Linked DNA regions of Homo sapiens: region 1 is linked to region 2. Evidence: chromatin loops called from intact Hi-C (ENCODE). Cell type or tissue: PC-9. All regions are shown on one strand. Each heading gives the region's core, and the rest is flanking DNA. Links, peaks and the distances in the headings are about the cores only. Region 1 has its middle 19 kb from the start of NEURL3. Region 2 has its middle 78 kb from the start of NEURL3.

Region 1 (4,392 bases), core at 200-4,199, 59 kb before region 2:
CATATAACAGAATGGAATGATGTTGAAACTTACAAAACACTTACTCCTACAATCAATAAGAAAAGCACAGATAGCTCACAGTGAGTGTCCAAGATCACATACGGAGAAATCAATCCAATCACTTATGGGGTCAATAAACATGAGAATAAACTTTGCAAGAGCCTGGGAAGTGCAAATTAAGACAGCAGCAAGACACCAACAAAATAGAACTTGGTTGGATGGTGAAATGGTGAAAGGGTACAACATTTCAGTTAGAAAACTTTTACACTGCCGGGCAAGGTGGCACAGGCCTGTAATCCCAGCACTTTGGGAGGCTGAGACAGGAGGATCACTTAAGCCCAGGAGTTCAAGTCCAATCTGGGCAACATAGGGGGACCTTATCTCTACAAAAAAATTAAAAAATTGGCCAGGTGTGGTGGCCTGTGCCTGTGGTCCCAGCTACTTGGGAGGCTGAGGTGGGAGGATTGCCTGAGCCCAGGAGATTGAGGCTGCAGAGAGCTATGATCATGCCACTGCACTCCAGCCTGGATGGCAGAGTGAGACCCTGTTCAAAACAAAATCAAAAACAAACAAAAAAGAAATCAATTACACAAAAACATTGGAGGCATTATCTACTAAAATTTAAACTATTCATACACTATCGCCCACCAGTGTCTACTCCAGAAAGTCACTCACTGCTTGCAAGAATGACCTGGCAGCAATTCTCATGACAGGAAAGCACTTGGAAACAAACTTTATATATTTACCAATAGGAAAGTGGTTATATCAACCATGGTTTATCCATATTATAGAACATTGTGCTGTGGTTCCAAGGAATAAGTTTTTATTTTTTGATTTTTTTACTTTATTTTGTTTGGAACTAGGGTCTCACTCTGTCACCCAGACTGGAGTGCAGTGGCGTGATTATAGCTCACTACAGCCTCCGCCTCCTGGGCTCATGCAATCCTCCCACCTCAGCCTCCCAAGTAGCTGGGACAACAGGTGGGCACCACCACATCTGGCTAATTTTTTAAATTTTTTGTAGAGACAGGATCTTGCTGTGTTGCTCAGGCTGGTCCTGAACTCCTTGGGCTCAAGCAATCCTCCTACTTCAGCCTCCCAAAGGTTGGGATGACAGGTGTGAGCCACTGCATCCAGCCCAAGGAATACGTTTTCATTATGTTTCTGACATACAGGATGTAGCATACAGTAAATGTCATGAATATAAAAATGCATAAAATAATGTGTGTGTGTGTTGGTATATGAATGGCAAAGGGTCCAGGAGGGTAAGAGAAGTGACCCTGGGAAAGGACTGGGATGGGGATGTGATTGGGAGGACTTGAACATTTCACTGGCATGTGGGGACTTTTTTTTTTTTTTTTTTAACAATGAGAATGAGCTTACATATTGGTTAAAAAGCCAAAAACAGTTGCTTTGGGAAACAGTGGTGGCTCCTCAAAAACTTAAACACAGAAGGACTGTATGAGCCAGCGATTCCACTCCTACATATATACCCAAGGGAATTGGAAACACTTCCACACACAATTTGTACACAAATGTTGATGGAAGAATTATTCATAATGGCCCCAAGGTAGAAATGAATATTATTTGATCCTTAAAAAGGAATGAAATACTGATTCAGGCTACATCATGATGAGCCTTGAAAATGTTATGCTAAGAGAAGGAAACTAGTCACCAAAGGCCATATATGCACGATTCCATCCATATGAAATGTCTACAATAGGCAAATCCAGAAACAGAAAGTAGATTAGTGGGTTTCAGAGGCTGGGGAGAGGCAGAAATGAGGAGTGACAACTAAAGGGTACGGAGTTTCTTTTTAGGGTGAGGAAAATATCCTGAAATTAATTATGCTGATAGTTGCACAACTTTGTGAATAGAATACTAAAAACCATTGAACTGTGCATTTAAAAAAGACGAATATTATGATAATGTGAGTTACATCTCAATTAAAAAGTTATCCAAAACAAAACCTCTCCAAAATAGACAAAGAAGCGCTAGTGGGGAAAAAAGAGGAAGACGATATTAGCCCTGGCAGCAGGAACAGCTGAAGAGGAGATGCCTTTTGAGCTGGTCCTACAGGGAGAGTTTGGAAGGCAGAGGGGAATGGATGCCGGTCTTCCAGACAGCAGGCGCGGCACATGCAGAGATGGCAAAGGCAAGGTGTGCTGGGGGAGCTACGAGGAGGTGAGGAGGTCGGATTGGCCCAAGCAAAAGCGGGGGGGAGAGGCGAGAGGGAAGCGAGATGGGCCTGCCCTAGGAGCGCTCTACCGGCTGCGTGAGTGGCGGTGCCCGTGCCATCCCTGGGGCTGCAGGAGGTCTGATCTGCCAGGGCCTCGGCCAGCCAGCAACTCACAGTGCTTGTAAGGCAGGCTGGGAGAGAGGCAGGCTGCGGCTAAGTTTCGCTTTCCTAGAAGCCTGAGATCACAGGTTCCCTTGACGTGAGGTCACTGGAGTAAAACAATGGAGGAAGCGTGTAATGAATCATTATCACAGGGGCAGAATACACGCAGTAAAAAGAAAGTAGAACTGCAACCAGGGATCTTTAGCGTCCTGTAAGCGGAGGCCTGCCCGGGCTGGCTCCAGGGACCTGCTACGGGGCTTTCCTGCAGATATGGGAAAATTCCCTCGTCCAGACTTTCACATCAGGCTTTCTGTTAGATCAATTGGAGAGGGAAGGGGGAGACCGGGTCCACCATGTCACCTGCCCCTGGCGCCCATCGCACACAGGGCCCCAGCGTGCTGTCCTCATGAGGCCTCGCCAGCATTACTCCCTGATGGCACTCCTCTCGCAACCCCCACCCCCACCCCTGCACTGCACGCCCTGACCCCCCTGCTGATCAACTGTTGAAGAAATTCCACTTGGAAGAAGTCTACAGTGGGGACTGGGGGTCCCGCGTGTGGGGGATGACTCCTAAGCCTGGAGGCAGAGGGAAGAGAACCGCGCACGGTCCCTTCCTCCACAGACCTGCACAGCAGATTAGCCTCTGCTGCCAGCTGCCCTGCTCCCCAGTCCCTTCCTTTGAAGGAATGGGTGGTAGGATCTCCACAGGAATCTAGAGGTGGTGCCTCTGTGGTTTTCTGGCGCAGCCAGCTTGTTTCTCTCAGATCTGTGTGAAGTGCGAGGGGCACAGCAGGGGGTGACATTCTCATTTTATAGCCAGGAAACTGAGGCGCAGAGGCTTTGTGTGACTTGCCTGCAGCCACACAGCAGCCCATGGTATGGTTGGGACCAGATCTGGAATCGCTGAATCCCAGCCAAGACTCCCTTCTGCCTCAAGCTGAGCCATTTATGGCTTGACATGGAGGCGGATCACCTGAACAGTCCCCATTCCCCACAAAGTTCTCAACAAAAAAAGGGCCAACTTGGACACAGTGATTGAGATGGAGACTGACCACGAGAGGAGGGCACTTCCTAATCCCCGTTTCTGGCCCTAAACATCTTCCTGGCTTTCTGTTCAGGACCCCTCCTGACTCCCTCAAATGCTCTTGGATTCCGCTGACTTAAAGGATCAAATACATTTTGGCTCCTTGCCTGTCTCCCCCCAGGAGTATGTGCAGTCCTGGGGCTGACAGGGACTTGGAAGGAGAAGCCCAAGTGTCTTATTCCTTTTTTTGTTTGTTTGTTTGTTTTTTACTGTTAGAACACCACAGACTGGGCAATTTATAAAGAAAAGGGTTTATTTGGTTCATAGCTCTGGGAAGTCCAAGGGCATGGCTCTGGCATCTAGCGAGGGCCTTCATATTGAGTTATCCCAAGGTGGAAGGTGGAGGGTAGGAGGGAAGATGGGGACTGAACTTCACCCTTTTATCAGGAACCCATTCCCTCAGTGACTAGCTCACTCCTGCAATAACAATATTGTTTCACTCATGAGGGCAGAGGCTTCATGGCCTAATCACCCATCTCTTAAGGTCTTCACAATGGTAATTAAATTTCAACATGAGTTTTGGAGGGGACATTCAACCACAGCACCAAGTATTATATTGGAGGGAATAGACTGCCTGTCCTTTCCCTAAATTGAGACTAAGAGGATATGACCATTGGCTAAAATGGGGGGAGGCAGGCCCTTGGGTTACCCTAAGGTAGAACCCTTTTAAAATATTTGTGAGGAGAGAGGGTCCCATACCTGTGTAGCAAATGTGTGTTCTCCCAGTCACAAGGAGATGTCAGGAAGTGTGTGTCCTCTTGGGGGATAGACTGGGGGCTGGCCTCTGAGAGGCCCAAGGCTGGCTTTTTCACCCCCAGTGAATGTATGAGGCCCAGAAATTCGATGCTGTCAGCACGCAGTGGGAGCAGCTGTCACCCCTACTCCTTGGGGTAAAGCCGAGAGAAGTGTGAAACAGCCCACATGCCCATGGCAGCTGTAGAAAGGCCCTGCTCAGACTCCTGCTGTG
Region 2 (4,392 bases), core at 85-4,084:
CTTAAGAAAATTTTGTTTCAATGTAGGGAACCAATGTTAGAACAACTATAACTTTTAAATAGCTTTTGGATTAGACAACAATTATTTTCCTTTAGTTAAGAAGTTAAGGTTTGTACTGCACATTGCTGTGTGAGTTCTGTGAAGGGGGAGCAAATGAGGAGGTGATCTACACACTGTAGAAGTTAGTCCCCCTTAGAGATTGCTTGGTTAGATTTCTTGCTAGGGTTTGTCTGAATAAGTGTGGGCTATTTTTAACCCTGGAGGTAAGACTATCTAGGTGAAGGTTATTGGTTAAAGATTTAGCTGGCATTCCTGGGAGAAATAGGGCTATTAGAGGGAAAGATGAATTCAGAAGTTGGGTAAATATTAAGCAGGCACCCATTTTGGAAAGTATATTTTTGTCCCAAAGGAGTTTGGGTTATTTAGATACTATAGGGACTGTTGGGAGAAAGGTCGTTGGTTCCTTAAGTAATATAAAGGGGTGTGAATTTTTTGGGGGAGGGAGCAGGTGCTGCTTGCCCTCATTACCTGACAGAATTTGGAGGAGAGTTGTTCAGGGAAGATTAGTACAGAGTAAGTAGCTTTTGAACTTAAAAGGGAAATTTATAATTTCACTTGCCACCTTCAGAGTTGCCCTTGGTTTTGTTGTGTTGATGGTGGTGTCTGATTTGGAAGCAGCTGGAGCAGAGAGCCCCTTCAGTTCAAGGCCACCAAGGGTTGGAATTCCATCCTGGAGGCACTTCAGCCCTCAAGGAAGCTTCATTTCCAGTGGCTGAGCTTGTGGCAGAGCCATGTAGAGCTTTTTCCCATTTATCCCATTGGGGTAGTTTGCCTTCCAGTGGCCTGGCAACTACCTGGAGAAGTTTCCTTAGAGCTATGGGGAGGGGCTGGGGCTTGTACAGCAGCCAACAGTTGAGCTTGCCTTTTGTCCCTGTATTTTTCTTTCTCCTTAGCCCTGTCCTCCTTATTCTGCTCTTGGTTACAAAAGACTGAGGAGACTAATTTGAGGATTTTCTGCAGAGGGGCCATGCTTTATTTCACAAGAAAATTAGACCTTCCTTTTTGAGGGTTTGGGGGTTGAATTTGTCCCAGTGCTTTGGAATGCAGCCTAGAAGTGAGTTTGAAGGAATAGATGGGTCCGACGGAAGGACTGGAAAATGAGCCACTCAGGGCTAACATCTCCTGGGGACATGAACCACACATTCTCTTGGGGCATCCCACTGAGGAAAAGGGTTTCACTCATGTCTGCTTAGGGACTTGGGTGCATTTTCTTTTTTTCTTTCTTTTTTTTTTTTGAGATGGAGTCTCGCCTTGTCACCCAGGCTGGAGTGCAATGGGGGGATCTCAGCTCACTGCAACCTCTACCTCCTGGGTTCAAGTGATTCTCCTGCCTCAGCCTCCCCAGTAGCTAGAGTTACAGGCATACGCCACCGCGCTCAGCTAATTTTTTGTATCTTTAGTAGAGATGGGGTTTCACCATGTTGGTCAGACTGGACTTGAACTCCTGACATCGTGATCTGCTTGCCTCGGCCTCCCAAAATGCTGAGATTACAGGTGTGAGCCACCTCGCCTGGCCTCAGGTGCACTTTCTAAAGGGGTGTCCCACCCATTAGAAAAGACCTCTTCATGCTGGTGCCTTATGCCAGATGGCCAGTCCAGGTATGCTGTTATGCTGGGTGATTAACCCAGGTATGAGGAAAAAGGGTAAAGGAACAACTTGGCTTGGTGCCAGTCCAGGAGAGGGGGTGGGTAAAGAAAGATGTACCATTCTGAGGCTGTCTGGGATCACCTGATTTAGCAACATCCAGAGCAAGATGACTGGGTGACTCCACAGGAGAATTTAGAGTGAGAAAGAGAGGATATGAGTCACCCAAAATGTGTGTGAAGTCACTCTGAATGAGCTACCGCTGCCAGTCATGTCATACATAGGGATTAGGGACCTTTGGCCAGAAAAGAGAGAAGAGGGAATTTTCCTCCATCACAGGCAAGGCAGCCAACCCTGTTCACCCTTTGGCCTTTAGGCAACACTGAGTAGCAGCCCCAGCTGGTTGCTGTTAGTTGCTAGAGGGATACTAGCAGCCGGCTGCTGGAAGACTGAAAAGAGAAAATAAACTTAGGTCCCTCACCTGATGGGTGGTGGCAGTTAGACACTTTCATATGGACACCTTTCAGTCCCACCAGAGTGTAACTTCGGCCAGAGACCTTCAGTTGTCTCCATGCTTAGACGCTGTCCACCGAGGGCCCTGGGTTGGGAAAGAGAGAGGGGAGAGGGTTTCCTGTAAGAAGAGAGAGTCTTCATATGGGCCACCCAAATGTCATGGATAGCAACTAGCTGGGGCTGGTGGTGTGGGTGGTAAAAGAATTTACCAAGACAATTGTCGGTACAGAAAGGCAAATTTTTTAGCGAAAATAGGAAAATACATTGCAAGAAAGCAACAGGCAGATCAGCAAGAGAGGAGCTGACTGCTGGGGATTTAATAGGATGGTGCTTGTGATGGAGAGGGCTGCGTGCAATACTGATAATACCAAGGTTGCAGTGAGCTAGCTTGCATTTTTCTGTCAGGCAAGGGTCTGGTGATAGCTGGGCACAGGCAGATTGTGAGTTATTTGTACAGGAGGACTGTGTGTCCTGGACCATGAAGAAGGACAGACGCATGGCTTATCTGCCTTTTCTTTTTGCTTTCTCCTGCTCCCACCAGCCTGATTCTTTTTCCCTTATTAGGACCCCACAGCTTATTCATGTCCCTAAATATAACACAGGAAAGGATAAGCATCCCTTCTTATGTGACAACATCTTTTCATGCATTAAACATATCAAATACACCAATTTATTTTTATATTTTCTCTTTTTACAAGATTAAAGAACCAATCCTTGAAGATTTTCAAGAAGCCCTCTGGGAAATCTCAAAGTCAGTTTGAGAACAAGATTTCATTTAGGATTTGATTTTTGGGAAGGCAAAATTGTCACACACACACACAAAAAAAACTTCAGCTCTTTTAAAAGTGACAAGTGTTGGTACTCTTAAATAATCAAGGACATGACAAAGATTAACATAAAGCACAGGAGATTCTTCTGAGAATATGTAAAATCTTGCTTTCCTAGACAGATTATTTAAAAGGTGAAGAAAAACCTTTTACAACCTCTTTCTAAGAAAACTTTGTTGTTTTAACAGAGAGAAAAACCAAATTTTAGTTTTGCACCAACGTACTTCTGATATTAGGGCTTAAAAAAACATAAATAAATCCATTCAAATCTTAGCCAGCTTGACCATACATAAAATTCCTTTTCCAAGATTCCTTTTCCACAACGCTTCTACATCCATTCAGGTCCCCTCACCTCCTGCCCCACATTTTCCTTTCTCATTCTGGAACAACTAGATGTTCTATTAATACATTAAAATAAAATTACCCTCTTTCTCTTAACAAAAAAACATACCTTCATCTTACTTTCTTTGCATACATACACATCCGATTTTCCTTGCATACTTTTCATATGCAGTTGTTTTCCTCCAGCTTTATTATTTTTAATAGTTTTAATTACATATATTAATTATAATTTTAACTATTAGTAACCTTTCTTTTACAGAGAAAACTAGGAAGCATACAATTGTGAACTGTCATCACATACCAGTATTCTATAGCAGATTAGCAAAATACTATACAAATACTAACAAGTGTTTTATGAATATACTATCTGACAATTTCTAGAGACATATACTGTTTCTTTATAGTAAAATTTTTCAATATGACAAAAAGAATGTTTACTAACAGATCCAAATGTATTTTATCTACCTATACCATGTAAAAAGAAAAACTCCAAAGTATATAAATTTAAACTTAATCTTAATGATATGATTTGGCTCTGTGTCCCCACCCAAATCTCATCTCAAATAGTAATCCCCACGTGTCGAGGGAGGGAGGTGATAGGATCATGGGGGTGATTTCCCCCATGCTGTTCTCATGATACTGAGTGAGTTATCATGAGATCTGATGGTTTTATAAGTGTTTGGAAGTTCCTCTTTCCCTCTTCTCCCTCCTGCCGCCTTGTGAAGAAGGTGCCTGCTTCCTTTTCCACCGTGATTTTAAGTTTCTTGAAGCTTCCCCAGCCATGTGGAACTCTGAGTCAATTAAACTTCTTTCCTTTATAAATTACCTAGTCTCAGGGAAGTTCTTTATAGCAGTGTGAAAATGGACTAATACACTTAGCCATGAATGTTTTGGTAGTTTATTGTACTTAGAAACAATGTAGACATTTAATGGATTTCTGTTACTTAATTTAACTTAGCATAACTCCAAGGTTGCAAGTTACCAAAAAGATTTTGAAAATTGTTTTCAGGTATTAAACAAAGCTAGCACCAAGTGTAGTGGCTCATGCCTATAATCCCAGCACTT

What was found. Peaks named below come from ENCODE experiments on the same cell type or tissue, not always from the same donor. Only the 100,000 strongest peaks of a DNase experiment are listed, where the experiment ranks them.
Region 1: a loop joins it to region 2, with 6 times the contacts of the local background. A loop is called at or near these places in 3 of 110 quality-filtered maps.

The regions. Positions count from the first base shown.
Region 1 is chr2:96,484,232-96,488,623 of GRCh38, reverse strand. No RefSeq gene overlaps it. Among named protein-coding and RNA genes, the nearest start is that of NEURL3, 19 kb to the left of the region's middle. RefSeq lists enhancers at 2,175-2,824, 2,510-3,202. In PC-9, for the core only: no CTCF peak of the experiment used is centred there; a DNase peak (open chromatin) is centred at 2,413; H3K4me3 peaks cover 831 bases; H3K27ac peaks cover 700 bases.
Region 2 is chr2:96,425,548-96,429,939 of GRCh38, reverse strand. No RefSeq gene overlaps it. Among named protein-coding and RNA genes, the nearest start is that of NEURL3, 78 kb to the left of the region's middle. RefSeq lists an enhancer at 1,285-2,484. In PC-9, for the core only: no CTCF peak of the experiment used is centred there; a DNase peak (open chromatin) is centred at 1,809; H3K27ac peaks cover 2,433 bases.